2 separate regions of the Homo sapiens genome follow, and region 2 is linked to region 1. Evidence: chromatin loops called from intact Hi-C (ENCODE). Cell type or tissue: endothelial cell of umbilical vein. All regions are shown on one strand. Each heading gives the region's core, and the rest is flanking DNA. Links, peaks and the distances in the headings are about the cores only. Region 1 holds the start of PRPH2 (peripherin 2). Region 2 overlaps BICRAL (BICRA like chromatin remodeling complex associated protein).

Region 1 (15,678 bases), core at 751-8,750:
TCTCGGAATCACAGCTTGAGCAGGGGATAGTCCTGGTCCTGGGCGTTGTTTCTTCAGCGCCCTTCCCAGCCAAGAAGGGGCAGCCTGAACGCTGCAGATTAAAAGTGGGATCCACAAGACATTTTGCTAATCTCTTTAGCCAGGTTCATCCCATTAGATAAAGCCATGCCACTCTCAAAACATGGTCAAAAGCAGCCTCCAGGTACATGCTGAACCAGAAAGCTCTGGGTACAGCTTGGAGAATCAGGAGCAAAGGGCAAGACTGGCCAGAAGAATGGGCTGTATCTGGATGTCTGGCTCAGACCGTGTTGCTCCCCAAAAGCATATTTCCAGGCCAATCTCCTTCAACATTTAAAACTTTCTGTAGGACAAATAAATTGTTATCCTCTCTGAGAAAAGAAATGACAGGGCCAGGCACAGTGGATCACGCCTATAATCCCAGCACTTTGGGAGACCAAGTTGGGTGGATCACTTGAGCCCAGGAGTTCAAGACCAGCCTGGGCTACATAGGAAGACCCCATCTCCACACACACACACACACACACAAAAAAAAAAAAAAAAAAATTAGCTGGGTATGGTGGCATGCACCTGTAGTTCTCCCAGCTACTCTGGAGGCTGAGGTGGCAAGATCACCTGAGCCTGGGGAGTTCAAGGCTGCACTGAGCCATGATCGTGCCACTGCACTCCAGCCTGGGTGACAGAGTGAGGCCCTGTCTCAAATTTTAAAAAGACAAAGAAAAGAAGAGAAGAAGGAAGGAAAGAAAGAAAGTGACAGATCGTGAGAAAACATTTGCAACTTGTAAAATTAAAAAGTAATATACAGTGGCCAGGCATGGTGGCTTATGCCTGTAATCCCAGTACTTTGGGAGGCCAAGGCAGGTGGATCGCTTGAGCCCAGGAGGTGGAGGTTGCACTGAACTGAGATCCCCACATTGCACTCCAGCCTGGGTGACAGTGAGACTCTGTCTGGAAAAAAAAAAAAAAGAATTAATATGCAAAAATGTTTTAAGTCTCACAAATTCACAATAAACAAAAATTCACAATCAAAAGACCAATAATCAACTGGAAAAATAGGCAAAAACCAGGAACAGACAATTCATAATTAGGAAACTTGAAAAGTCCAATAATCTGGAAAAGATCTCAACTTGGGTAATAAGCAGGAAAATGCAAATCCAAACAACAATAAAATACCAAACTTGGCCGGGCACAGTGGTTCACACCTGTAATCCCAGCAGTTTGGAAGGCCAAGGTGGGTGGATCACTTGAGGTCAGGCATTCAAGACCAGCCTGGCCAACATGGTGAAACCCTGTCTCTACTAAAAATACAAAAATTGTCTGGGTATGGTGACAGGCACCTGTAATCCCAGTTACTTGTGAGGCTGAGGAAGGAGCATCAATTGAACCCGGGAAGTGGAGGTTGCAGTGAGCCAAGATTGCGCCATTGCACTCCAGCCTGGGTGACAAGAGTGAAATGACGTCTCAAAAAAAGAAAAAGACCAAACTCGATCCATCAAATTGAATGTATGTCAAAATTCTGTCACCATACATCAACAAAGAGAGTGGAAGTAGAAGTGTACACTCTTGGTGAATCTGTACATTTATTATTATTATTAATTAATGGATTATTTCTTACAGTAGTTTTAGGTTTACAAAAAAATTGAACAGAAAATACAGGGAGTTCCCATTATTCTCCATCTCCCCAACCAGTTTCTCCTCTAATTAATATCTTGCATTAATGTGGTACATTTGTTACAATTAATGAACCAATATTGATGCACTATTATTAACTAAAGTCTATAGTTTACATTAAGGTTCAGTCTTTGTGCATATAATTCTGTCACTTTTGCCAAATGCATAATGTCATGTATTCATCATTATTGTATCATACAGAATACTTCCACTACTCTAATAACCTGCCATGTTCTGCCTATTCATTCCTCCTTCCCTCACTCCTCAGCCCTGGGCAACCACCGTCTAGATCTATAGTTTTGCCTTATCTAGAATATCTTACAGTTGGAATCATACAACATGTAGCCTTTTCAGACTGGCTTCTTTCCCTTAGCAATATATGTGATTAATGATTCTCTGTATCTTTTCACGGCTTAATAGCTCATTTCTTCTTATCACTGAATAACGTTTCATCACATGGATGTACCACGGTTTATTCCTTCACCTATCAGAGAATATCCTGGTTGATTCCAGTTTTTGACAATTATGAATAAAACTGCTATAAACATCCACGTGCAGGTTTTTGCTGAAAAATTTTCCATTCATCTGGGTAAATATCTAGGAGCACAATGGCTAGATTACATAGTAAGACTATGTTTAACTTTGTAAGAAACTGCCAATCTGTCTTGCAAAGTGACTGTACAATTTTGCATTCCTACCAGCAATTTTTACTTCATGTCCTTGCCAACATTTGATATTGTCAGTGTTTCAGATTTTAACCACTGTAATAGGTGTGTAGCTGCATCTTGTTTGAATTTGCAGTGCCCTAATGACATTTGATCTTTTCATGTGTCATGTGCTTATTTGCCATCTGCATATCTTCTTTGGTGAAGTGTCTGTTCAGCACTTTTGCCTGCTTTTATTTCTTTTTGAGTCAGGATCTATCTATGTTGTCCAGGCTGGTCTCCAACTACTATTCTCAAGCAATCCTCCCACCTCAGCCTCCTGAGAAGCTGGGATTACAGGTACCTGCCACAATGCCCAGCATGCTCACTTTTTAATAATGTTGTTTGTTTTCTTTAGAGTGTAAAGTTTTACAGCCCTTTGGAAGGGCAATTTAGCTATACCTATTACAATTTTCAAAAAAAAATTTTAGCGACGGAGTCTTGCTGTGTTGCCTAGGTTAGTCTCAAACTCCTTGGGCTCAAGCAATCCTTCTGCCTCAACCTCCCAAATTGCTGAGATTACAGGTGTGAGCCACCTCACCCACCCTAAAATTTAAAATGCATTAAAATTCCCAAAGATCCAATAATCTTACTTCTCAGAACAGCCTGTGCATAAGTACAAGGGCTTTTAAGAACAAACCAAGGCCATGTGTGGTGGTTCATGCCTGTAATTCCAGCACTTTGGGAGGCCAAGGCAAGTGGACCACTTGAAGTCAGGAGTTCAAGACAAGCCTGGCCAACATGGTGAAGCCCCATCTCTACTAAAAATACAAAAAAAAAAAAAATAGCTGGGCATGGTGGCAGGCACCTGTAACCCCAGCTATACTCCCAGAGGCTGGCTGAGGCATAAGAACCACTTGAACCCAGGAAGCAGAGGTTGCAGTGAGCTGAGATCACACCACTGTACTCCAGCCTGGGCGACAGAGCAAGACTCCATCTCAAAAAAAAAAAAAAAGAACAAACCAATCTTGTCATCAAATTCCTGTCCACCTAATACCAAAAAGGGTTTCATGATTAGAATATGAAGCCTGTGAGCTCTTGGTGGCAAGTGGGTCAAAACTCTAATCCAGAATCTCCTTTCTTCCCTTATGTGCATTGATTCCCCTACACTAGACTCACTACCCACACACTCCTCTTCAAGGTCTCCAAATCATTATGTAAATCAGAGGAATAGTCTCCACAGGCAGAGGAGGTGTAAGAACTAAGCAACAAGACATGAGTTTTCCCATCCAACAATCACCTTGGAAAACAAAGCACTTATTCCATTGCTCAGCTCAAGTCTGGACTCCAAATGGGAGTGATTTCAAAAGCCAGGTCCTGAGCCATATGGGGAAACATTCTTGTTATACTATAGTCACACAGCATTTTGGGTCAAAAACAATATTACCCAAAGTGATCACTCTTCTAACAGCCAGTGTTGGCTTATAATAGCTTTGGATTATGAAAGGATTTCAACTCTTTATCATCAAGGACATTGAAAAGAATTGCTGCCACTTTTGAAGTTGTTTCCTTTTGTTTTGCTTTTTCCAAAAGAGGATGTTCAGACAACCAGAGGACTCATACCTCCTACAAAAAGTAAAATAAAAATTGGAAGACAATTGTCCTGCAGGAAATAGGATGTAGATGACTGTGACGCTATCACAGAGAGCCTCTTAGAAGCACACGTGCAGACAAGAGAAAATCAGAGGGAAGAAGAGGAAGAAAGATTTAATGTAGAAACCAGAAACAAAAATTTAAAAATAGCTCTACAAGGGTAACCCGATTAGTCAGGCACCTCTTTCTCCTCAAATGACCTTGAGGTTGTAAATACGACGAGGAGGGCGGTGCTGAGCCCATAGCAAGTCTGTGGATGCCCCCTGGTGGCCCTAAATAGAATGGCTTCAATGGATGGAAATTTAACGTGCTCGCATCCCCAGCACGTTAAATTACCCAGAAAAGTAAGAGAAAAAGAACAGACACATCAGAAATGTCTCTGGCCAAACCTTTCAAGTACGAATCAAGGCAAGATATGGCGATGAACAAGCAGAGAAAAGTGGACTGCAAAGGAAGCAGTAATTAATCTGTCAGAGAAGGGAGGGCTCCTTCCTGCTTCCGGACCATGTTGGATGTGAGTCTAGATGCGAGACATCTATTATAGAGATAATAGAAGAGGTTAGCGGAACCAAGGATGGTTCACTTTTCTTCTTTAGAAATACCATTAATGCTGATCGTCTTCGCCGCCGCCTGCGTGCTCGCCTTCGCGCCCGGCCCGGCCTCGCCCCGGTCTTCGCCTCCGCCTCGGCCGCAGAGCTTGCCCCCTCCCCACCCGCAGACAATGTCCGAGTCCAAGAACGGCCCCGAGTATGCTTCGTTTTTCGCCGTCATGGCAGCCTCGGCCGCCATGGTCTTCAGCGCCCCGCGCGCTGCCTATGGCACGGTCAAGACCGGTGCCGGCATCGCGGCCATGTCTGTCATGCGGCCGGAGCTGATCATGAAGTCCATCATCCCGGTGGTCACGGCTGGCATCATCGCCATCTATGGCCTGGTGGTGACAGTCCTCATCGCCAGCTCCCCGAATGACGACATCAGCCTCTACAGGAGCTGCCTCCAGCTAGCGCCGGCCTGAGCGTGGGCCTGAGCGGCCTGGCAGCCGGCTTTGCCATAGACATCTTGGGGGACGCCGGTGTGCGAGCCACGGCCCAGCAGCCCCGACTATTCATGGGCATGATCCTGATCCTCATCTTCCCCGAGGTGCTCGGCCTGTACGGTCTCGTCGTTGCCCTCATCCTCTCCACAGAGTAGCCCCTCTCCGAGCCCACCAGCCACCGAATATGATGTAAAAACCACCCCTCCTCATTCCAGAACGAAGAGCCTGACACACACGCACGGGACCGCGGCCCCCAGTAGTTGATCTTGTACATGCGCAGCGCAGCGTCCTAGTGCCGGTTGTCTGTTGCCCTGGCCTTGCCCCCACCCCACCCCCCACGCCGCCCCGTGCCATGGACATCTGGGTCCACTCATCGCCCCTCCAGGCCCCCGGTGCCCCACCCCCTAGAGTGCTCTGTGTATTCGGATGACTTAGAGTTGTCATTTCTCTTCACTGGATGTTTATTTATAAAGATCTGGCCTGTTCCCGCGTCTGCGGAGAGGCCCTGGTCTCCCAGCTGTCTATAACCTTAGCTAGAGTGTGGCCTTGTGGGCTCCTGTTGCTGAGACCTCCTGGATGGAGCTGCCCTCGCCACCGGGCCCTTGGCCCTGCACGGAGCTCTGTCCAATAAAGTTCTCGGATTTGGGGGGAAAAAAAAGAAATGACCATTAATGCTATTATAATAACGAAATTATACCGTTTTTCTTGGCCAGGTGTGGTGGCCCACTCCTGTAATCCCAGCACTTTGGGAGGCCAAGGTGGGAGGATCGCATGAGGTCAGGAGTTCGAGATCAGCCTGGCCAACATGGTGAAACCTCGTCTCTACAAAAATTACAAAAATCAGCCAGTGTGGTGGCAGGCGCCTGTAATCCCAGCTACTCGGGAGGCTGAAGCACAAGAATTGCTTGAATCCAGGCGGTGGAGGTTGCAGTGAGCCAAGATCATGCCACTGCACCCCAACCTGGAAAGAAAGAAAGAGAGAGAGAGAGAAGGAAGGGAGGGAGGGAGGGAGGGAAAGAGAGAGAGAGAGAGAGGCTGGGCGGGATGGCTCACACCTGTAATCCCAGCACTTTGGGAGGCGGAGGCGGGCAGATCACCTGAGGTCAGGAGTTCGAGGCCAGCCTGACCAATATGGTGAAACCCTGTCTATACTAAAAATACAAAAAAATTAGCTGGGCATGGTGGCGCATGCCCGTAGTCCCAGCTACTCAGGAGGCTGAGATGGGAGAATTGCTTGAACCCGGGAGGCGGAGGTTGCAATCAGCCGAGATTACGCCACTGCACTCTAGCCTGGGGTGACAGAGCAAGACACTGTCTCAAAACAAAAAAAGAAAGAAAGAAAAGCAAGAAAGCAAGAGAGAGAGGGAGGGAGGGAGGGAAAGAAGGAAGGAAGGAAGGAAGGAAGGAAGGAAGGAAGGAAGGAAGGAAGGAAGGAAGGAAGGAAAGAGAGGGGCTGGGCACGATGGCTCACGCCTGTAATCCTAGCACTTTGGGAGACCAAGGCGGATAGATCACCTGAGGTCAGGAGTTCGAGACCAGCCTGGCCAACATGGTGAAACCCTGTCTCTACCAAAGATACAAAAAAACTAGCTGGGCATGGTGGTGCACACCTGTAGTCTCGGCTACTCAGGAGCCTGAGACAGGAGAATTGCTTGAACCTGGGAGGTGGAAGTTGCAGTGAGCTGAGATTGCACCACAGAACTCCAGCCTGGGGCGACAAAGCAAGACTCCATCTCAAAAAAAAAAAAAACAGAAAGAAAAGAAAGAGAAAGAGAGAAAGAAAGAAAGGGAAAGAGGGAGGGAAGGAAGGAGAAAGAAAGAGAGAGCGAGAGAGAAAGAAAGAAAGAAAAAGGAAAGAAAGAAAGAAAAATAAAAGAAAGAAAGAAAAGAAAAGAAAGAAGAGAAAAGAAAAAGAGAAAAGGGGCCAGGTGCAGTGGCTCACACCTGTAATCCCAGCACTTTGGGAGGCCGAGGTCGGGGGGATTACTTGAGCTCAGGAGTTTGAGACCTTCCTGGGCAACATGGCAAAACCCTCTCTCTACAAAAAATACAAAATTAGACAGGCATGGTGGCGAATGCCTGTAGTCCCAGCTACTTGGGAAGCTGATATGGGAGGATTGCTTGAGCCTGGGAGATGGAGGTTGCAGTTAGCTGAGACTTTGCCACTGCACTCCAGCCTGAGTGACAGAGCAAGACCCTGTCTCAAAATAAAAATAAAAATAAAAGGAAAGGAAGAGACTAGAGCTCTCCCCAAGCCAGTACTGAGGAAAGGCCATGTGAGGACACAGTGAGAAGACCCATCTGCAAGCCAGGGAGAGAGGCCTTACCAGAAACCAACCCTGCTGGCACCTTCATCTTGGACTTTAGTCTCCAGAACTGTGAGAAAGTAAATGCCTGTTGCTCGAGCTGCCCAGTCTATGGAATTCTGTCATAGCAGCCAGAGCTGACTAATGCACTCTCCCTCCCACTCAAGAGGTCACCAGTAATCTGAACACCTTAGCGTTTTCTTTTTTTTTCTTTTCCTTTTTTTTTTTTTTTTTTTTTTGAGACCGAGTTTGGCTCTTGTTGCCCAGGCTGGAGTGCAATGGCGCGATCTCGGCTCACTGAAACCTCCACCTCCCAGGTTCAAGCGATTCTCCTGCCTCAGCCTCCTGAGTAGCTGGGATTACAGGTGTCTGCCACCATACCCAGCTAATTTTTTAGTAGAGACAGGGTTTCACCATGTTGGCCAGGATGGTCTTGAACTCCTGACCTCAAGTGATCCGCCCACCTCAGCCTCCCAAAGTGCTGGGATTACAGGCGTGAGCCACTGTGCCCAGCCAGCTTTTTCTTTTTCATATAAAAATCATTAAGTGCTTTCCTACAAACAAATTTTTGATGTTTTTGAGATTTACAACAATTGTATGTTACTGTGTAGATGGTCTCCAGGGATCTGCTTCTTTTTCAGTCAACATGTTTTAAGAGACACACATGTTACATGTAGCTATAGTTCATTGTCATGTATAGAATATACATAGTATACATTCTTCTGCCAGGAGATATATGGGTGATTTCTAGAGTTAAACTTTCATGCATAGAGCTCTTTCAACATTTGTGGCTGGATGCAGTGGCTCACAACTGTAATCGCAGCAATTTAGGAGGCCAAGGCAGGATCACTTGAGCCCAGGAGTTCAAGACCAGCCTAGGCAACATGGTGAAACTTTGCCTCTACAAAAAATACAAAAATTAGCCTCGCGTGGTGGTGTGCACCTGTGGTCCCAGCTACTCATGACTGAGGCATGAGGATCGTTTGAGCCTGGGAGATTGAGGCTGCTGTGAGCAGTGATTGAGCCACTGCACTCAAGCCTGGATGACAGAGTAAGACCTCATCTCAAAACAACAACAACAAAAAACACATTTGTGTGTATCTTTCATTATGCAGAAGTTTCTCTAGGGTATAACCCTAAGAAGTTCGAGACCAGCCTGAGCAACACAGTGAGACCCTGTTTCTATAAAAACAAAACAAAAATACAGAAATAAAAAATATAAATCTAAAAAAGTTACATTGTAGTAAGAGAACATAACATGTACAATATCAAATCTAGAAAAAAAATCTTTGAGATTTGCTCTGTGACCTAGTTTGTGGCCAGTTGTCCTGTGGTCAATATTCCACATGTGTTTGCGGGGGATAAAAGTGTGTCTTATGTAATAATTGGGTGCAATGATCTTTTTTTTTTTTTTTTTTTTTGTAGACAGTCTCACTCTGTCACCCAGGCTAGAATTCAGTAGCATGCTTGGCTCACTACAACCTCTACTACCTAGGTTCAAGCAATTATCCTGCCCAGTCTCCCGAGTAGCTGGGATTACAGGTGCCCAACTAATTTTTGTATTTTTATTAGACATGCGGTTTCATCATCTTCGGCAGGCTGGTCTCGAACTCCTGACCTCAGGTGATCTGCCCACCTCGGCCTCCCAAAGCACTAAGATTACAGGCATAAGCCATTGCGCCAGGCCAATGCTCTTTTTAAAATATATCACTGTGTTCTTCAAATGTTTCTTTTTTTCTTTTTTTTTTTTTTGAGACAGAGTTTCCCTCTTGTTCCCCAGGCTGGAGTACAGTGGCACGATCTTGGCTCACTGCAACCTCCACCTCCAGGATTCAAGCGATTATCCTGCCTCAGCCTCCCGAGTAGCTGGTATTACAGATGTGTGCCACCATGCCCGGCTAATTTTTGTTTTGTTTTGTTTTGAGACAGAGTCTCACTCTGTCACCAAGGCTGGAATGCAGTGGCCTGATCTTGGCTCACTGCAAGCTCCACCTCCTGGGTTCACGCCATTCTCCTGCCTCAGCCTCCCAAGTAGCTGGGACTACAGGCACCCGCCACCACGACTGGCTGATTTTTTGTATTTTTAGTAGAAACAAGGTTTCACCGTGTTAGCCAGGATAGCCTCGATCTCCTGACCTCATGATCCACCCGCCTCGGCCTCCCAAAGTGCTGGGATTACAGGTGTGAGCCACCGTGCCTGGCCTAATTTTTGTATTTTTAGTAGAGACAGGGTTTCACAGTGTTCGCCAGGCTGGTCTGGAACTCCTGACCTAAAGTGATCCGATACCTCAGCCTGCCAAGGTGCTGAAATTACAGTATGAGCCACCACGCCCAGCTGAGACTATTATTCCATTGTTTTCCAGCTCTCATTGTCATCATTAAGAAGTCAGGTGGTAAGCAGTGACTCACGCCTGTAATCCCAGCACATTGGGAGGTCCAGGGAGGTGGATCACCTGAGATCAGGAGTTTGAGACCAGCCTGGCCAACATGGTGAAACCCTGTCTCTACTAAAAATACAAAAATTAGCTGGCATGGTGGTGCACATCTGTAATGCCAGCTACTTGGGAGGCTGAGGCAGGAGAATGGCTTGAACCTGGGAGGCAGAGGTTACAGTGAGCAAAAATAAATAAATAAATAAAATAAAATAACAAAAATAAATTTTAAAAGCTTGATGGGCACTACCGCCATCTTGGAGATGGCTGTGGTCACTCCACCTGCCAGGAAGTCCTTGGCAAAGGACACGGCAGCATCTGTCATGTTGAAAGGAAAGGGGAGGCAGGCTGCTTCAGGATGGGACTGGGCCGGGAACCAGCTTTGACTCCAGGGCTGCTGGGCCTTTTTGGGGTTTTTTTGGAAGCTTCATGACAACAGTATTCCTTCCCCCACGGTACAGTGCAGGACCCTCTCTTTGGAAGGTCTTAAGACCCACAATCAGAAAGGTAGGGAGACATTCGAGTGGAAGGTGGGCAGGAGAAGGTCGGAGGCTTGCCCCTGAGGCCCAACACACCCAACATTATAACGAAAGACCAGAACAAGGGCTGTGGGAGTTATGAGCCAGGAACGCGGATGAAAACCAACAAATATCGTAACACCACAGCGAGGAACACAGACATTCAGACCACAGCATACTTTTACACTGAAGATGGGCTCAGTAGACTCCACCCTTTGGAAGCCTCAGATTTTGGCTTCTGTCTGCCTTCTTGTCTCCTCTCTCCAGTGCCGTTAAAATGAAACTCAAGGTTACAAGAGTTCAAGAGACCTCCCAGCCCCACAACAAAGTCAGTTTTAGAATTAGTTCACATTGGCCGGGCGCAGTGGCTCACGCCTGTAATCCCAGTGCTTTGGGAGGCTGAGGCGGATGGATCACCTGAGGTCAGGAGCTTGAGACCAGCCTGACCAACATGGAGAAACCCCGTCTCTACTAAAACTACAAAATTAGCCAGGCACAGTGGCGCGTGCCTGTAATCCCAGCTACTCAGGAGGCTGAGGCAGAAGAATCGCTTGAACCTGGGAGGCAGAGGTTGCGGTGAGCCAAGATCGTGGCATTGCACTCCAGCCTGGGCAACAAGAGCAAAACTCTGCCTCAAAAAAAAAAAAAAAAAAAAGAATTAGCTCACATCTCTGGATTAATTTTGATCTCCACCGGGTGTGGTGGCTCACACCTGTAATCCCAGCCCTTTGGGAAGTCAAGGCAGGTGGATCACCTGAGGTCAGGAGTTCGAGACCAGCCTGACCAACATGGTGAAACCCCGTTTCTACTAAAAATACAAAATTAGCCGAGCATGATGGCGCATGCCTGTAGTCCCAGTTACTCCAGAGGCTGAGATAGGAGAATCGCTTGAACCCGGGAGGTGGAGGTTGCAGCAAGCTGAGATTGTGCCACTACACTCCAGCCTGGGTAACAGAGCAAGACTCCGTCTCAAAAAAAAAAATTTTTTTTTTTTTGATCTCCACATGTAGGGTCTAGCCCTACGGGGCTTAGCGGGTATTTTCCCCATGTGCAGAGACGAGAGATCGTAAGAAAGACACAAGACAAAGAGATAAAGAGAAAGCAGCTGGGCCTGGGGGACCACTACCACCAAGACGTGGAGACGTAGTGGCCTTGAATGGCTGGGTGCACTGATATTTATTGTATACAAGACAAGGGGGCAGGGTAAGGAGGGTGAGTCGTCCAAGTGATTGATAAGGTCAAGTAAGTCACGTGGTTATAGGACAGGGGACCCTTCCCTTATAGGTAGCTGAAGCAGAGAGGGAAGGCAGCATACGTCAGTGTTTTCTTCTATGCACTTAAGACTTTCACTATTTTTTCTACCGCTACCTTCTAAGAACTTTAAAGAGGAACCAGGAGTATGGGAGGAGCATGAAAGTGGACAAGGAGCGTGACCACTGAAGCACAGCACCACAGGGAGGGGTTTAAGCCTCTGGATGACTGTGGGCAGGCCTGGATAATATCCAACCTCCCACAAGAAGCTGGTGGAGCAGAGTGTTTCCTGACTCCTCCAAGGAAAGGAGACTCCCTTTCACGGTCTACTAAGTAACGGGTGCCTTCCCAGGCACTAGCATTACCGCTTGACCAAGGAGCCCTCAAGCGGCCCTTATGTGGGCGTAACAGAGGGCTCACCTCTTGCTTTCTTGGTTACTTCTTACAATGTCCCTTCAGCACCTGACTCTATACCTGCTGGTTATTTTTTGGTTATATTAGTAATACAACAAAGAGTAATATTAAAAGCTAACGATTAATAATCTTTGTACTAATGATTGATAATGTCCATGATCATCTCTATATCTAATTTGTATCATAACCATTTTTATTTTAACTTTTTTTATTATACTGAAACAATTTGTGCCTTCAGCCTCTTGCCTTGGCACTTGAGTAATTCTCCGCCCACATCCACATATTCTTTACTCTCTTTGCAGCTCCATGATGTCTTTTTACAAGTATTTTGATATATTTTATCTAGCATTTATAGTTGTTTTCAGTGAGATAGCTCTTTAAGGAAGCCAGTACTCTTTACTGACATCTACTTTTTTTTTTTGAGATGGAGTTTTGCTCTTGTCACCCAGGCTAGAGTGTAGTGGTGTGATCTTGGCTCGCTGCAACCTCCGCCTCCCAGGTTCAAGTGATTCTCCTGCTTCAGCCTCCCAAGTAACTGGGACTCACAGACAACAGGCACCTGCCACCACACCTGGCTAATTTTTGTATTTTTAGTAGAGACGGGATTTCACCGCATTGGCCAGGCTGATCTCAAACTCCTGACTTCAGGTGATCCACCCACCTCGGCCTCCCAAAGTGCTGGGATTACAGGCATGAGCCACCACACCTGGCCCTTATTGACTTTATTTATTTTTATTTTTTGAGACCAAGTCTCGCTCTGTTGCCCAGGCTGGAGTGAAGCGATACAATCTTGGCTCACTGCAGCCTTTGCCTCCTGGGTTCAAGCAATTCCTGTACCTCAGCCTCCCTAGCATCTGGGACTACAGGTGTGCACCACCATGCCTGACTAATTTTTTGTAGTTTTAGTAGAGATGAGGTTTCACCATGTTTGCCAGGCTGGTCTCGAACTCCTGACCTCAGGTGATCTGCCCACCTCAGCCTCCCAAAGTGCTGGGATTACAGGTGTGAGTCATCATGCCCGGCCTCTGCCACCATCTACTTTCAATGTTCCATAACTTTCTTCATTTTCTATTCCTCTTCCCAGGGGCATAACTAGGAAAAAGAAGTCCCAATGTGAAATCTGTGTGGCCCCTATCTTTTCAAAACAAAAAGATCTGGCCAGGCACCATGACTCACGCCTATAATCCCAGCACTTTGGGGGGCCAGAGCAGGCGGATCACTTCAGGCCAGGAGTTCCAGACCAGCCTGGACAATATGGTGAAATCTCATCTTTATCAAAAATACAAAAAAAATTAGCCGGGGATGGTAGCACATGCCTATAGTCCCAGCTACTTGGGAGGCTAAGGTAGGAAGATCCCTTGAACCTGGGAGGCAGAGGTTGCAGTGAGGCGTGATCGCGCCACTGCACTGCGGCCTGAGCGACAGAGTGAGACCCTGTCTCAAAAATAAATAAATAAACAAATAAATGTCTAAAATAGGCTCTTTAGGGGGGTGATAATGAAAAAAAAAAGGTTGAGAGACACTAAAAACACTGCCCTAAACTGGGAGTGAAAGTAGTTAATTGGAGAGATTCAGATAACACCCATGGAGGGGTGGCAAAGTGGTACAGGAAGGAAAGGCGGCCCACAAGACTGTGCTATTACACCAGCTTCCACCCTGGAGAAGGAAATCCCTGGGGGAAACACATCTCAGAATTATCCTGTCTTGGGTGAGGGAGCTGAGCTATTTATTCACTAACTCTGGAGAGTCATTCATCTGAGGGCTGTTCCCAGGATAAGTCCCCAGCAGCAAGGCTTACCACAAGAGGAATCAGAACTGTCAGACACTTAATACTATTGTGCTGGGCACAGCGAAAAGTTCAAGCCATGTGGATGGTCAAGCGGCACCCTCTATTACACTACTATTTATTAAAACCTAGAAAGTGCACCAGGCACAGTGGCTCATGCCTGTAATCCCAGCAGTTTGGGAGGCCGAGGTGGGGGGATCCCTTGAGCCCAGGAGTTTTAGACCAACCTGGGCAACATGGCAAAACCCTGTTACAACAAAAAATACGAAAAATTAGCCAGGTGAGGTGGCTCACACCTGTAGTCCCAGCTACTCCAGAGGCTGAGGTGGGAGGATGGCTTGAGCCTAGGAAGTTGAGGCTGCAGTGAGCCCTGATCCTGCCACTGCACACCAGCCTAGGCAACAGAGCAAGATCCTATCTCAAAAAAAAAAAAAGAAAGTGCTATTAGGAGAAACTTTCCGATCAAGAAATCACAAAAGCAGCGCTTTTTAAATTTATTTTCATTTTCATTTATTTATCTATTTTTTAAGACAGGGTCTCACTCTGTTGCCCAAGCTGGAGTGCAGTGGCATGATCAGGGCTCACTGCAGCCCTTGAACTCTTAGGCTCAAGCAATCCTCCCACTTCAGCAAAGATATCTTGAGTACTACCCCACAAGCACAGGCAACCACAGCAAAAATGAACAAATGGTAGCTGGGTGCCGTCGCTCTTGCCTGTAATCCCAGCACTTTGGGAGGCCGAGGCGAGGAGATCGGCTGACGTCAGGAGTTCAAGACCAGCCTGGCCAACATGGCAAAACCCTGTCTTTACTAAAAATACAAAAATTAGCTGGGCACGGTGGTGAGTGCCTGTAATCCCAGCTACTCGGGAGGCTGAGGCAGGAGAATCACTTGAACCAGGGAGGCAGAGGTTGCAGAGAGCCGAGATTGCACCACTGCACTCCAGCCTGGACAACCAAGCGAGACTCTGTCTCAAAAAAAAAAAATTAGCTAGGCATCGTGGCACATGCCTTTAGTCCCAGCTACTCAGGAGGGTGAGGCACAAGAATCACTTGAGCCCAAGAGGCGGAGGCTGCAGTGAACCAAGATAGCACCACTGCACTCCAGCCTGGGTGACAGAGCAAGACTCTGTCTCCAAAAAAAAAAAAAAATTAAAAAATAAAAAGGACAAATGGGATCATGTCAAGTGAACAACCTTCTGCACAGTAAAGGAAACAATCAACAAAGTGAAGAGACAACCCACAGAATGGGAAAAAATATTTGCAAACTACCCATCTGACAAGGGATTAATAACCGGAATATATAAGGAACTCAAACAACTCTATAGGAAAAAATATAATAATCTAGTTTAAAAATGGGCAAAAAGTCTAAATAGACATTTCTCAAAAGAAGACATACAAATGGCAAACAGGCATATGAAAAGGTGCTTAACATCATGGATCATCAGAGAAAGGCAAATCAAAACTACAATGGGATATCATCTTCCCCCAGTCAAAATGGCTTTTATCCAAAAGACTGGCAATAGCAAACGCTGGTGAGGATGCGGAGAAAAGAGAACCCTCGTACACTGTTGGTGGGAATGTAAATTAGTACAACCACTATGGAAAACAGTTAGGAGGTTCCTCAAAAAACTAAAACTAGAGCTACCATATGATCCAGCAATCCCACTCCTAGGTAGAGACCCAAAAGAAAGGAAATCAGTACATCAAAGAGATATCTGCATTTTCATGTTTGTTGCAGCACTGTTCACAATAGCCAAGATTTGGAAGCAACGTAAGTGTCCATCGACAGATGAATGGATAAAGAAAATGTGGTACATATATACAATGGAGTACTTACTATTCAGCCATAAAAAGAACAGGATCCTGTCATTTGCAACAAATGGATGGAACTGGAGGTCTTTATGTTAAGTGAAATGAGCCAGGAACAGAAAGACAAACTTCAAACGTTCTC
Region 2 (15,678 bases), core at 3,868-11,867, 74 kb after region 1:
GCCTCCCAAAGTGCTGGGATTACAGGTGTGAGCCACCATGCCTGGCTGCTAATTTTTGTATTTTTAGTAGAGATGGGGTTTCACCAGTTGGCTAGTCTGGTCTCCAACTCCTAACTTCAAGTGATCCACCAGCCTTGGCCTCCCAAAGTGCTGGGATTACAGGCGTGAGCCACCGCGCCTGACCAGGTTGGTTTATTCTTATTTTCCATTTGTATTGTGATTCTCCAAATCTGTGAGAGTTTTAGGATGGAGAAATCTGTGAAAGTCAACCCCTTTTCTCTAGGTGTAATCACACAACATGAAGGTTTACAACTGGGATGTTTTTGGCGCTACTTCTATGCGTAGGCCTCAAGATGACTTTTTTTTTTTTTTTTTTTTTTTTGAGACAGGGTCTTGCTCTGTTGCCCGGGCTGGAGTACAGTGGCCCCATCTCAGCTCACTGAAGCTTCACTAGTAGCTGGGACTACAGGTGCACACCATCATGCCTGGATAATTTTTGTATTTTTGTAGAGACAGGGTTTCCCCATGTTGTCCAGGCTTGTCTCGAACTCCTGGACAAGATGACATTTTTATTTTTATTTTTATTTTTATTTTTATTTTTATTTTTAAAATGTAAAACTATGTTACTTGTTTATAAATCAGATTAAAAGAAAAAATTTGAGACAGGGGCTCGCTGTGTTGCCCAAGCTGGTCTTGAACTCCTGAGCTACAGTCATCTTCCTGCCTCAGCCTCCCAGATAGCACGGATTACAGGCATGAGCCACCGCTCCTAGCTACTATAAATCTGACTTTATATGTCACATGATGTACCTAGAATTTATTTTTTTACAGCATGTGTGATAGAGATAAAGCAATCTGACAGTTAATTTCAAAAGAGAATAATACAAAGAAAAATGACATTTGGGTAACCATGTTGTTTAAAAAAAAGGCTCAAGTGCTTTAACTTAGAAATGCAGAACATATTCTGTTACATAAAATACTTAATGCCGGACAAAATTCACTTACTCTGTGTGTGTGTGTGTGTGTGTGTGTGTGTGTGTGTGTGTGTGTTTGGCTATGTACCCATGACCTTGAACTCCTGGAGTCAAGTAATCCTCCTGCTTCCCCTGCCAAGTAGTTGAGACTACAGGTGTACTCCACCATGCCTGGCTCTATTTTATATATTTTATAAGTACTAATATATTATTCTCTGTTCTTTTTTCATTTGAATTGTCAAGTTTTAAGGCTAAGCTAGACATATCAATTAAGAACTTACTGTAAGTGGCTGGGCACAGTGGCTCACGCCTGTACTCCTAGCAGTTTGCGAGGCTGAGGCGGGCGGATCACTTGAGGCCAGGAGTTCGAGACCAGCCTGGCCAACATGGTGAAACCCCCTCTCTACTAAAAATACAAAAAAAAAAAAAAAAAATAGCCGGGCGTGGTGGCGGGCACCTGTAATCGCAGCTATTCGGGAGGCTGAGACAGGAGGATTGCTTGAACCCGGGAGGCGGAGGTTACAGTGAGCCAAGATCACGCCATTGCAATCCAGCCTGGGCAACAAGAGCAAAACGCCATCTCAAAAAAAAAAAAGAAACTTACCATAAGTCATGCAAGAGTCTATTTACTGATCTCTCCACCAATACTCACAAAGAGAATTACGCATGAACGACAGTCAAGGTAACTGAAAAGATCTACATCTATTGTTAGAAAGTTGTCTAACTTGTTTTCCAAAACTTTCTGCTATTAGATTTAAAAACGTGACAAAAAGTCGGGTGCGGTGGCTCACACCTGTAATCCCAGCACTTTGGGAGGCCAAGACTGGTGGATCACCTGGGTTAGGAGTTCAAGACCAGCCTGGCCAACATGGCGAGACCCCGTCTCTACTAAAAATATAAAAATTAGCTGGGCATAATGGTGCACGCCTGCAATCCCAGCTACTCAGGAGGCTGAGGCACAAGAATTGCTTGAACCTGGGAGGTGGAGGTTGCAGTGTGCCGAGATCGTGCCACTGCACTCCAGCCTGGGCAACAGAGAGCAAGACTCTGTCTCAAATAAATAAATAAATATCTATAAATAAAATGTGACATAAAACCTATTTCACATTGTTTTATTTCTGTCATATATTACCTAAATTCCCAAGATATAATTATTATTTAATAGATGTTCTATGTTTCAAATTACCTTACTATCAAAAATTACCTTGAGCTTGACTCTCAAGCATATCTTTAGGACATAAGAGGCTGTGAAAGTCACAGAATAAATATTTTCAGAGCATGATGTGGATTTTGTATAATGTATATGCACCTTTAAAATATGTTCCATTCTTTTAAGATTAACTTTTAAAATTAAATGTTCTAATATTTTTCTTACATCATATTGCTTTCTAGAATGTTTCTTTTCTAAGCGGAATGTCTTGTTTTGAAAATTATTACCATAACTATCTACTCTGAAATAAAAAGGCACTGCAGTGATATTTCATCATCAAATATTTATTAAATGCTAAATTGGTGTAAAGCATTTGGAGGGCACAGGAACACATAATCTAGGCAGTTGGATCATATGTACACACATAAAACTACACAACAGTGTATGGTAAGTGCCAAATGATTAGTACAAGCAAGAGCAAAGGAGAGAGAACCTTTGACTGAGGTGGTGTGAGAGCATCTATTCATTTATCCATTCAGCAAATATTATTGAGCACATAATGTGTGCCAGGTGCCATTCTAGGCTCCCAGGATGCTGCAGTGAGCAAAAGACCAAAGCCCTGTTCTCTTGGGAAAGACAGACAATAAACCTAAGTAGACTTTGTAGTATGTTATGGGGTAAACATATAGAAAGATAGGAAGACGGGGAGTGCTGGGGTGTGGGAAGATTGTCTGGTAGGTCATGATTGTCTTTGAGCAGAGTCTTGAATAAGCCTTAAGCCTGAGGATATCTGGAGGAAGGGCATTCCAGGCAGACAGCAGCCAGTGCAAAGGGCCTAAGATATGAGCATGCATTTTGAGTTCTGGGCGTGGCAAGGTAGCAAGGGCTAGAATCAAAAGGGATCAGAGAGGCTGGGGAGCAGAGCAGTTGTGTAGAACATTACGGGTGTTCACAGTCGAGCACATAAAAGAATTTTGGTTTTTACATGGGAGGAAATGAAGGTTCATTGGAGAGTTTTGATTTCTGTTTTAAAAGGGTCACTTCTGGAATTTGGGTTGAGAATAGATTCTAGACTATAAAAGAGCAAAAGCAGAGACAGCCAGTGGGAGATGATGATGGCTTGGACCAGAGAGATGGTAGTGGAGGTGGTACATGTTGGATTCTGGATGTTTTTTTGAAGGTATAGCCAGTGGGATTTCCTGACATATGCGATGTGGGTATAGGATAATGAGCTGTCGGCCGGGTGCAGTGCTCACACCTGTAATCCCAGCACTTTGGGAGGCCAAGGCGGGTGGATCACCTGAGGTCAGGAGTTCGAGACCAGCCTGACCAACATGGAGAACCCCATCCCTACTAAAAGCACAAAATTAGCCAGGTATGGTGGCGCATGCCTGTAATCCCAGCTACTTGGAAGACTGAGGCAGGAGAATCACTTGAACCCGGGAGGCAGAGGTTGCGTGAGCTGAAATCGTGCCATTGCACTCCAGCCTGGGCAACAAGAGCGAAACTCTGTCTCAAAAAAAAAAAAAAAAAAAAAGCTGTTAAGGGTTACATGTAGGAAATGGAATTTGAACTGGAGCCTAAAGGAAAAGGAAGATTTTGTTGACCAGGAAAAGATACATAAGCAGAACTTATGTATAAGATACATAAGGAAAAGATACATAAGCAGAACTTATGTATAACTTATAAGAGGAACTTAGGTGGAAAAGAACCAATTTAGGTTGGGATTTTATAAGAGAGGCGGACAGTAAGGAGACTTCTTTGGATGAAGTGAGAAGTGGAAGGCTGGGAAGGGACCTTGCGATCAGTTTGTGAAATGCAGTAAATGTAAGGCCAAAGTATTTGAATTTTCTTTTATACGTTAAAATCCTAAAGGTTTTCAAGCAAGGAGTGATTTGACTTAAAAAGGAAAAAAAAAAGTTATAGTCAATAACAGCTTTGGAATCAGACCGATCTGAGTTCTAGCATCTTGCTGTAGGTAATGCCTTGAGTGAGTAACTTCCCTGAGGGAGTGTGCCTCAGTTTCTTCCTCTGGATAGAGGACTTACGTTTCAGAGGGAGTTTGAAAGGATTAAGTGAGATCATGCATATAAAGCATTAACATAATGCCAACCCATTTGGGTCTCAGCTATCACTGTTTTTTTAAATTATTAAATTGTTATAGGCCTGGTGCAGTGACTCATACCTGTAATCCCAGTACTTTGGGACGCCAAAGCAGGTGGATCACCTGAGGTCAGGAGTTTGAGAGACCAGCCTGGCCAACATGGTGAAACCCCATCTCTACAAAAATTGCAAAAATTAGCCGGGCATGGTGGCACATGCCTGTAATCCCAGCTGCTCCAGAGGCTGAGGCAGGAGAATCACTTGAGCCTGGGAGGCAGAGGTTTCAGTGAGCCACTATTGCATCACTGCACTCCAGCCTTGGTGACAAAGTGAGACAATGTCTCAAAAATAAATAAATAAAATGGTGGACCCAGATATGGAAAAGAATGATATCATGCCCTTCGCAGAAACATGGATGGAGGCAGAGGTCATTATCCTAAGTGAACTAACTCAGAAACAGAAAATCAAATACCACATGTTCTCACTAATAAGTAGGAGCTAAACAATGGTACGCATGGACATAAAGATGGAAATAATAGACACTAGAGACTTTAAAAGGGGGTAGGGAGGGAGGGAAGTGAGGGTTGAAAATTACCTATTGGGTACAGTGTTCACTATTTGGGTAATGGGTACACTGAAAGCCCAATCCCCACCAGTATGCAATATACCCATGTAACAAATATGCACATGTACTCTCTGAATCTAAAATTAAAATAAATCTAAAAAAGAGTCACATAAACTAGAAAAAGAAAAAAAATTTTTTTAATTAGAAAAAAAAAGGTGGGCCGGGCATGGTGGCTCATACCTGTAATCCCAGTACTTTGGTAGCCCAAGGCAGGCAGATCACTTGAGGCAAGGAGTTTGAGACCAGCCTGGCCAACGTGGTGAAACCCCGTCTCTACTAAAAGTACAAAATTAGCCAGGCGTGGTGGCAGGCACCAGTAGTCCCAGCTACTCGGGAGGCTGAGATAGGAGAATTGCTTAAACCCAGGAGGGGGAGGTTGTAGTGAGTTGAGATCAAGTCACTACATTCCAGCCTGGGTACTGTCTCTAAATAAATACATAAAATCAGAAAAAAAATTGTGTAGTGTTTGCATATAACCTACACAGATCCTCCCATATACTTTAAATCATCTCTAGATTTGTTTTAATTTTTATTTTTTATTACTGCTCCTTGCGGAGCGTGGCTACCCCATAGGCAGCATGCCCAGAGTAGCCAGTCATTTCTAGAATATTTACAATATCTAATACAATGTAAATGCTATGTAATAGTTGTTAGACTATATTGTTTTAAAATTTGTATTATTTTTTATTGTTATATTGTCATTTTTTGTTTTACTTTTCCTAAATATTTTCAATCTGTGGTCATTTAAATCTGGGGGTGCAGAACCCATGAATATGGAGGGCTGACTATATTAACAGTGCCTGGAAATTTTTTACCCAGTAGAAATATGTATTAGACACAAGGTCTCACTATATTGCCCAGGCTGGACTTGAACTCCTGAGCTCAAATGAACCTCCTGCCTTGGCCTCTCAAAGTGCTGGGATTACAGGCAGGAGCCACCATACCTGGCTGAAATATTTTTATATCACATTATACTAGCAGATATCTTGAAATATTACTGTCTTCCAAATGAGGGTAGTTATTAGATTCACCACTAAATCTTTTTTTTTTTTTTTTTTCTGAGATGGAGTCTTGCTCTGTCACCCAGGTTGGAGTGCAGTGGCGCGATCTCAGCTCACTGTAGCCTCAGCCTCCTGGGTTCAAGGGAGTCTCCTGCCTCAGTCTCCTGGCTGGGACTACAGGCACGTGCCACCACGCCCGGCTAGTTTTTTGTATTTTTAGTAGAGATGGGGTTTCACCGTGTTAGCCAGGATGGTCTTGATCTCTTGACCTTGTGATCCATGAGCCTCAGCCTCCCAAAGTGCTGGGATTACAGGCGTGAGCCACTGCACCCAGCCCATCACCACCATTCTTTTCCAGAAGTGTTCATCTTCTCCAACTGAAACTATGTATCTCATGATCTCTTGATACAAATAATTACAATACAAATTCCAGTTCACATGGCATTTCTTAGGATTTATTAAAGATTTCAGTAGATAGAAGTTTATGTCTCTTAAAGAGAGTTTAGAAAGATGACATTAAATCAATATCTTTAAACTCTTTGTAGAAACTCATTGTGAAACCTTGCTTGGAGTAATATGCTACAAATATATTTGTCCATATTCTTTCTTAAATATTTATTTATTTATTTATTTATTTATTTGAGACAGAATCTTGCTCTGTCTCCCAAGCTGGAGTGCAGTGGCCCAATCTTGGCCGACTGCAACCTCCGCCCCCAGGTTCGAGCAATTCTCCTGCCTCAGCTTCCCGAGTAGCTGGAATTACAGGCATGCACTACCACATTCGGGTAATTTTTGGGTTTTTGTTTTGTTTTGTTTTGTTTTTTTAAAATGCAGTCTCACTCTGTCACCCAGGCTGGAATGCAATGGCACAATCTCAGCTGACTGCAACCTCTGTCTTCCAGCTTCAAGTGATTCTCCTGCCTCATCCTTCCGAGTAGCTGGGATTACCGGTGCCTGCCACCATGCCCAGCTAATTTTTGTATTTTTAGTAGAGATAGGGTTTCACTATGTTGGCCAGGCTGGTCTCCAACTCCTTACCTTGTGATCCATCTGCCTCGGCCTCCCAAAGTGATTTTTTTAATTTTTAGTAGAGATGGGGTTTTGCCATGTTGGCCAGGCTGGTCTCCAACTCCTGACCTCAAGTGATCCGTCCACTTCGGCCCCCCAAAGTGCTGGGATTACAGGGCTCAGCCACCACGCCCGGCCTTAAATCATTTTTAAGCTTAAACAAAAGCACTCTTGTTTTCTCCTTGCTAAGAAACTGATTTTGTCCACACATTTTTTTTTCTTTTTTCTTTTCTTTTTTTTTTGAGACAGGGTCCCGCTTCATCGCCCAGGCTAGAGTGCAGTGCTGTGATCTCAGCTCACTGCAACCTCCGCCTCCTGGGTTCAAGAGATTCTTGTGCCTCAGCCTCCTGAGTAGCTGGGACTACAGGCACCCACCAGCACATCCGGCTATGTCCACACATTTTCTATTTGAGTCTGTCTTTATAAAAGGGAATCCTCAGTGTATCTTCCTTGGTAACATTGACTTTGTAAAATGGAATTTTGTTTGTTAACATTGTTATTTTCATAGGGTTTATTTTTCTTGGAACATGCTATAAAACCAAAATATTTTGAATGTTACTCATTGACAGAGAGCAAAGAGTCAAGAGTTTTCATAATAACTTTTAATCAGATTGCTAATACTGATGCTTAATAAAAGAAATATACGGCCAGGCACAGTGACTCATGCCTGTAATCCCAGCACTTTGGGAGGCCCAGGTGGGCAGATCACCTGAGGTCAGGAGTTTGAGACCAGCCTGGCCAACATGGTGAAACCCTGTCTCTACTAAAAATACAAAATTAGCCAGGCGTTGTGGCAGGTGCCTGTAATCCCAGCTACTCAGGAGGCTAAAACAGGGGAATTGCTAGAACCTGGAGGCAGAGTCTGTGGTGAGCCGAGATCAAGCCACTGCACTCCAGCCTGGCTGGCAGAGCGAGACTCTGTTTAAAAAAAAAAAAAAAAAAGAGAGCGAGAGAGAGAAATCTACATTTTGTTTATAATTACTGACATTTTGAATTTTTTAAAGCAGTTACATACATAGGGACCAGAATATATTTAAACGACACTAAGAAATGGTGTCCTACTATTAAGCAGTTTTGACTTTAATAGCTCAATTTTTACCATACTGTATTTTAGTGAATGTTTTGACTGTGGGCTAGGAATGCAAACGGCAGTGTCCCATCTTTTTTACTATTTATGACTGGCATTGTACAAAAATGTCCATAGTCTGTAAAAGTGGAAAAAATCATATTGGTAGTAGTATTGCTTTTATTTCATTTAAAATGTTCTCTAAAATAGGTCAGATGTGGTGGCTCATACCTTAATCCCAGCACTTTGGGAAGCAGAGGCAGGCGGATTACTTGAGGTCAGGAGTTCGATACCAGCCTGGCCAACATGGTAAAACCCTGTCTCTACTAAACATACAAAAATTATCCAGCTGTGGTGGCGCACACCTATAATCCCAGCTACTCAGGAGGCTGAGGCAGGAGAATCTGCTTGAACCCAGGAGGCCAAGATTGCAGTGAGCCGAGATCACGCCACTGTACTCCAGCCTGGGTGACAGAGTGAGACTCCATCTCAAAAAAAATAAATAAAAATAAAATGTTCCCTAAAATAAATTCCCTTTGCATTAGGAAAAACATAAATGACTTAGATAAATCTCCATTTTGTTTAATAAAATATATCATAATGCTGGGCATGGTGACTCATACCTATAATCTCAGCACTTTGGGAGGCCAAGGCAGGAGGATTCCTTGAGGCCAGGAGTTTGAGACCAGCCTGGGCAACATGGTGAGCAATCCCTTCTGTATGAATTTTTTAAAAATTAGTACAGTGGCATGCACCTTTGTTTTCAGCTACTTGGGAGGCTGAGGTAGGAGAATCACTTTGAGCCATGTTCATGCCATCGTACTCCAGCCTGGGCAACAGAGCAAGACCTTATCTCAGGAAAAAAAGAAAAAGAAAAAGAAAAAAAATACATGCATATGCATAAATATTTTCCTGAATAAAACTAGAAATCAGATAAGTATCAGAGCAGTTTCTATTTAATATTCAGATAGTTTGTCTTTATTGAGAATATATAAGTAAGACTTACTTTTGGCTCTTTCAGCTTTTCGTGTTTTTTTTTGTTGTTGTTGTTGTTGTTGTTGTTGTTGTTGTTTTGAGATGGAGTTTCGCCCTTGTTGCCCAGGCTGGAGTGCAGTGGCACGATCTCGGCTCACTGCAACCTCCGCCTCCTGGGTTCAAGCGATTCTCCTGCCTCAGCCTCCTGAGTAGCTGGGATTACAGGCACACACCAGCATGCCCAGCTAATTTTTTGTATTTTTAGTAGAGACAGGGTTTCACCATGGCCAGGCTGGTCTTGAACTTCTGACCTCAGGTGATCTGCCCACCTCAGCCTTCCAGAGTGCTGGGATTACAGGCAGGAGCCACCGTGCCTGGCCTTTTTTTTGTTTTTAATAGAGATGAGGTCTCACTATGTTGCCCAGACTGGTCTTGAACTCATGCACATAAACAGTCCTCCGTCCTCAGCCTCCCAAAGTGCTGAGATTACAGGTGTGAGCCACCACACCCGGCTCCTCATTTCTCAATCATTTCCTGTGTATGGTTTTCCATAGTTATCAAAATGCCCTCACACTCTCTTAGAAAACACAGTAAAGAAGTATAAAAACATTTTTGTCAGGGCATCTGGTTTTTAATATATTGTAGAGTTGTCTTTTCTTTAAGGTCTAGTGTTGGTATACTCACTAGACCTTAAACCCATACCTGGCTGTGCCAGAAATTCTTCAACTTAGACATTTACTTCCGAGTCTTTTAATGAACCACAACTATTATTAATATAATAAATTACTGTGCTAAATGTTTGGAGACTTCAACTAATTATTTTATATTTATGTTCAGCACATAAATCCCTTTATAAGGAGGTTTGTTAAATATTAAGTGGATTATCTTGGAAGGACACACAATCTTTTATTCTGTGGATCTTTAAAACTTGTATTTCCTTACGCCTGAGAGAAGTGAATTGTCTGATTTGGAGCAGATGTGGGGAATCAGTTGATTCCTCACTTTTTTTACACTGGCTTGATAGATGCCTGGCTGGATAATAAGGGTCCAGCATTAGTCAGTGGATCCTGGACCATGGAGGACCAGGCCTGCATCCCAAATCCTGTGCTGTACCATCGTCAAAAAGTGCTCACATGTAGCCTTGGTGCATATTCTTGGAAAGTAAATTAGTAACTGACATTAACCCTAAAAATGTCCTTTGGAAACCAGAATCTTAGGAAAGTAATTGCATTGGGTAAACAGTTATTAGGCATGTATGTATCAGGCATTGCACTAAACTCTGCTAACACAGAAATGAAAGGAAACTCATCCAGTTTTCATGGAACTTGTAAGCCAGTGGGGAAGTCAGAAAAACCAAGTATACTCATATGTTGCTTAAGAAGGAGGATACGTTCTGAGAAATGCGTCGCTAGACAATTTCATTATCTTGTGAATATCAGAGTACACTTACACAAACCTAGATGATCTAGCCTACTGCAGACCCAAGCTATATGGTATAGCCTATTGTTCCCAGGCACAAGGCTGTGCAGCATGTTACTATACTGAATACTGTAGGCAACCATAACACAATGGTAAGCATTTGTGTGTCTAAACCTATTCACACACAGAAAAGAAACACTAACAATATAGTTTTTTGTTATTGTTGTTGTGTTTGTTTGTTTGTTTGTTTTTTTGAGACGGAGTTTCGCTCTTGTTGCCCAGGCTGGAGTGCAATGGCATGATCTCTGCTCACTGCAAACTCTGCCTCCCGGGTTCAAGCGATTCTCCTGCCTCAGCCTCCTGAGTAGCTGGGATTACAGGCATGTGCCGCCATGCCCAGCTAATTTTGTATTTTTAGTAGAGACAAGGTTTCTCCATGTTGGTCAGGCTGGTCTCAAACTCCTGACCTCAGGTGAACCGCCCACCTCAGCCTCCCAAAAGTTCTGGGATTACAGGCGTGAGCCACTGTGCCCGGCCAGTATTATACTCTTAAGGGACCATAATCATATATGTGGTCCACTGTGTATGAAAGGTTGTTATGGGGATGCATGGCTGTATTGTCATACATGGTGCTGGTAAGATGTCAGATGTCCTCTAGGGATATGAATAAGTGAATAATGAATTTTGCTTCGGGATTTAAATAAAACTAAAGAAAGGCAGTGTCATTTTACTCAAGACCTTTAGGATAAGTAGGCATTGTCAGTTGACCGCTTGGAGGTGGGTGGGAATGTCTTCTAAGTAAAAGGAACATGCAAAGTCAAATAATTGAAAAACTGATAAGTTTTGGGGACATCAAGTGGTCAAGGTGGCAAAGAACTAAGGGCTTCTTACAGGGACAAGTGGGGTGGGTAGAGACACAAATGAGGCTAGCTAGTGCCTATTGTAATGAGCCAGTATATTCAGTTCTCTGATGCCAAAAAACCATACAATCTAAAAGTTGCCTGCCTTCGGGATGGCAGAATTAAGTGCTGTCTCATCAGCACTCTCATAGCACTTTATGGTGTGTGTATTCATTTATATTTGGGCTCTGCTTTTTTAAAAAAATTGGGCCTCGCTATGTAGCCTAGTCTGGTCTTGAACTCCTGTCTTCAAGCGATCCTCCTGCCTTGGCCTCCCAGAGTGCTGGGATTACAGGCGGGAGCCACTATGTCCAGCCTGCACCCTGCTTTAATTGGGAACATAAGATAAGCATAATGAAGATAATCGCACAGAGCAGTGTCTGATCAGTGTCCAAAGATGTAGTTGCTGCTTTCAGAATTCTGGGCAGAGAATTCTGAAGACAGGCTGAGGTTGTCAGAGAAGGATTCACAGAGATCAGATCCAAATTAATTTTTGAATAATGGTTGTATTTTCAGTAGACATGGGAGAGGAAGAAGAGCATTTCAAGTAAGGAAATTTGTCACCTGGACAAAGACAGATGCTGGGAAAGTGCATCATTGTGTTTGGAGGCTAGGAGAGTGGCAGTGGGCTAGAATAGAGGGCAGGGGAAATAGTGGAAAATAACTTTAGCCCTATTGTATGTTGTCAGCTTAAATAAAAGTCTTTGTTTTCCACTTTAGATTGTTATCCTATAGGAATAACCTGGTCTCCAAAGTAAGAAAAATATGCTTTCTTGGAAAACTGAGGTTTTCAAGGAAAAGTGAATAAACACACTCTCCCTGTGTGCCTGCTTCTGTTGCAGGTTTGCCATCCTGTGACCAACACATTAGAAAGGGTGCTAAGTTCATTTTTAAAATATTTCCTGAGTTCCTATTATGTGCCAGGGGCTATTCTGGGTGCTAAGGTTCATTGGTGAACAGACACAAACCTCTGCCCTGATGGAGCTGACTTTCTAATGTAAATATGAGTCAGTGTGCTAAAGAGGACAAGGAACGGGCCAGGTGCGGTGGCTCACACCTGTAATCCCAGCACTTTGGAAGGCCGAGACGGGTGGATCACAAGGTCAGGAGATTGAGACCGTCCTGGCTAACACGATGAAACCCCGTCTCTACTAAAAATAGGAAAAAATTAGCCAGGTGTGCTGGCGGGCACCTGTAGTCCCAGCTACTTGGGAGGCTGAGGCAGGAGAATGGCGTGAACCCAGGAGGCAGAGTGTGCAGTGAGTCGAGATCATGCCACTGCACTCCAGTCTGGGTGACAGAGTGAGACTCCATCTCAAAAAAAAAAAACGAAGGAAGAAGTAGAGCAATTATTTGGTGGGAAAGAGTAAAAAAAGATTGATACTGAAGGTGGCTTAGGGTGATGCATTCCCAAATAAGATTTTGCCCACAGCATCTTTCCTTCAGTCAGGTTGCCAAGATAACGGGATTCTCCCCTTAAGTTTGGAGAGTTGGAGCCTCAGTTTGTGTTTCTGAGTCAACCAGAGGCCCTTGTTTGCAGGTCCCACCTGACTCCACTCAGACCTGGAACAGGTTCCCCAATTTGCCTGAAATTTTCCCAGGGGCAACTAGTAACCCAGATTCCAGATGAATCAGAATCTCCAGGGTTGGGGCAGGGGAGGACAGGACTCCATGGTTTTTGTTTTCTTGAAACAGAGTCTTACTCTGTTGTCGAGGGCAGTGGTGCAGCGATAGCTCACTGCAGCCTTGACCTTCCGGCTCAAGCAATCCTCTCACCTCAGCCTCCCCAGTAGCTGGGACCACAGGCATGTGCCACCACACCCAGCTAATTTTTTTTTTTTTTTTTGAGACGGGGTCTTACTCTTCTGGCCAGGCTGGAGTGCAATGGCGCCATCTTGGTTCACTGCAACCTCCACCTCCCAGGCTCCATTGATCCTCCCGCCTTAGCCTCCCATGTAGCTGGGACTACAGGCATGTGCCACCATGCCCAGCTAATTTTTATATTTTTTTAGTAGAGACAGGGTTTTGCCATGTTGCCCAGGCTGGTCTCAAACTCCTGAACTCAAGCGATCTGCTCACCTTGACCTCCCAAAGTGCTAGGATTACAAGCATGAGCCACTGTGCTCAGCTGGTATTTCATGTTTGTTTGTTTGTTTGTTTTTTGAGACAGAGTTTTGCTCTTGTCATCCAGGCTGGAGTGCAATGGCACGATCTTGGCTCACTGCAACCTCTGCCTCCTAGGTTCAAGCAATTCTCCTGCCTCAGCCTCCCAAGTAGCTGGGATTACAGGTACCCGTCAACAGTCCTGGCTAATTTTTGTATTTTTAGTAGAGACACGGTTTTGCCATGTTGGCCAGGCTGGTCTTGAACTCCTGACCTCAAGTGATCCACCCGCCTCGGCCTCCCAAAGTGCTGGGCTTACAGGCGTGAGCCACCATGCCCAGCCATTCATGTTTTTAATAACCAACTCCAGTTCATATTATTATTATTATTTATTTATGTATTTAGTTATTTATTTTGAGACAGAGTCTCACTGTCACCGAGGCTGGGGTGCAGTAGCTTGATCTAGGCTCACTGCAAGCTCCGCCTTCCGGGTTCATGCCATTCTCCTGCCTCAGCCTCCCGAGTAGCTGCGACTACAGGCGCCCGCCACCATGCCCAGATAATTTTTTGTATTTTTAGTAGAGATGGGGTTTCACCATGTTAGCCAGGATGGTCTCGATCTCCTGACCTTGTGATCCGTCCGTCTCAGCCTCCCAAAGTGTTGGGATTACAGGCATGAGCTACCACACCCGGCCTTCATATTATTTTGAAGCAAATCTCAGATGTCATTTTTTTTTCATTCATACCTATTTCAGTATGGATTTCTAAAAGATACAGATTCTTTTTTTAAAAAATGTGATCCCTGAGGTCAAGTGATTGAGACCATCCTGGCCAACATGGTGAAACCCCCATCTCTAAAAATACAAATATTAGCTGGGCGTGGTGGCGCGTGCTTGTAGTCCCAGCTACTCGGTAGGCTGAGGCAGGAGAATCGCTTGAACCTGGGAGGCGGAGGTTGCAGTGAGCCGAGATCACACCACTGCACTCTAGCCTGGCAACAGAGCGAGACTCCGTCTGAAAAAAAAAAAAAATAGTGCACGCCTGTACAACTGAAAAAATTTAACAGAATGATATATTTATAATTCATCAGGAATTACAGAATTTCAATGCTGATGGACTCTGGGAAATTGTAAATTTGTAGGATTAACCTAGGATTATGGAATTATATGAGCTTTTAATTAGGCAAGGTCTTTGGGAGCACAGTCTCCATACAAAACACAGCTGCCTTATATTTAAAACCTGGGTATTTTTTCAATATTTATTATACCCACTTATGTGCTATTTGCTGGGGATATGAAGACAAATATGATGAGATTCCTGTTTTTGAGGGTAGTACTATAATATCTTTTTTTTTTTTTTTTAATACGGAGTTTTGCTCTTGTTGCCCAGGCTGGAGTGCAATGGTGCGATCTTGGCTCACTGCAACCTTCACCTTCCAGGTTTAAGCGATTCTCCTGCCTCAGCCTCCCGAGTAGCTGGGACTATGGGCATGCACCACTGTGCCTGGCTAACTTTGTATTTTTAGTAGAGATGGGGTTTCTCCATGTTGGTCAGGCTGGTCTCGAACTCCCGACCTCAGGTGATCGCCTGCCTCAGCCTCCCAAAGTGCTGGGATTACAGGCAAGAGCCACTGTGCCCAGCTGTTTATCTTAATGAAATGTGGGCCCTATATGTATACCTATTCTCTTGCTTGCTAAAATAATCATGGATGTCTTGATTTTCACGGATTTCTGTTTCCATTGCCAGATTCACCATTGTTGATGATCATTCCTTTATAATAGATGACAAGTCATGGACTTCTGGGAGTTTGGGAGCTGGTTAAGTGAAATGATTTTCAAACTTTTTTCTTGCAGTTGAGTAAGAATTGAGCTACTCAGCTGAAGGGTGTGTGTGGGGGAGAGATGGGAGTGTGAAGAGTGCCTCCACCACCAGCTGTTTTAGGCCTCCAAGACAGCTCCTGGATACCTTAAAGAATACTGGGTCCCAAAGTTAAACACTCACCGATGTGGTCTGTTAAGTTCATTAAGAAATGGGAAACAGGACCCAGAGGTTGGAGCTTCTTTGTCGTCACATGATTAGTCAATGTCAGTATCCAAAACAAGCCCTGTGACTTCCAAATTCAGTGTCCTTGCCCTGTGTCTCCAGCCTCTGTAAAGCCTTGCCAGAAATTCTCCCCAGCCCCCTTCATGGTTGGTCACTCTTTCCCCCATGTTATAGCACATTTTTTTGCCAGCTGGATTGCTTAGTATGTTAGGCTTATTTCTTTTTTTGTTGTTTTTTTAATACTTTAAGTTC

What was found. A loop is a pair of places that touch in the nucleus more often than their neighbours do. Peaks named below come from ENCODE experiments on the same cell type or tissue, not always from the same donor. Only the 100,000 strongest peaks of a DNase experiment are listed, where the experiment ranks them.
Region 2: a loop joins it to region 1, with 2.4 times the contacts of the local background. A loop is called at or near these places in 2 of 110 quality-filtered maps.

Annotation. Positions count from the first base shown.
Region 1 is chr6:42,722,527-42,738,204 of GRCh38, forward strand. It overlaps PRPH2 (peripherin 2), which reads right to left and starts at 71. Exons shown (of 3, transcript NM_000322.5): 1 at 1-71. It also overlaps the pseudogene ATP6V0CP3. RefSeq lists enhancers at 4,006-4,075, 4,316-4,455, 4,956-5,005. In endothelial cell of umbilical vein, for the core only: a CTCF peak has its summit at 4,266 (motif pointing left); a DNase peak (open chromatin) is centred at 4,235; H3K4me3 peaks cover 952 bases; H3K27ac peaks cover 631 bases.
Region 2 is chr6:42,793,405-42,809,082 of GRCh38, forward strand. All of the region lies in intron 1 of BICRAL (BICRA like chromatin remodeling complex associated protein), which reads left to right. Among named protein-coding and RNA genes, the nearest start is that of BICRAL, 19 kb to the left of the region's middle. In endothelial cell of umbilical vein, for the core only: no CTCF peak of the experiment used is centred there; a DNase peak (open chromatin) is centred at 7,437; H3K27ac peaks cover 1,100 bases.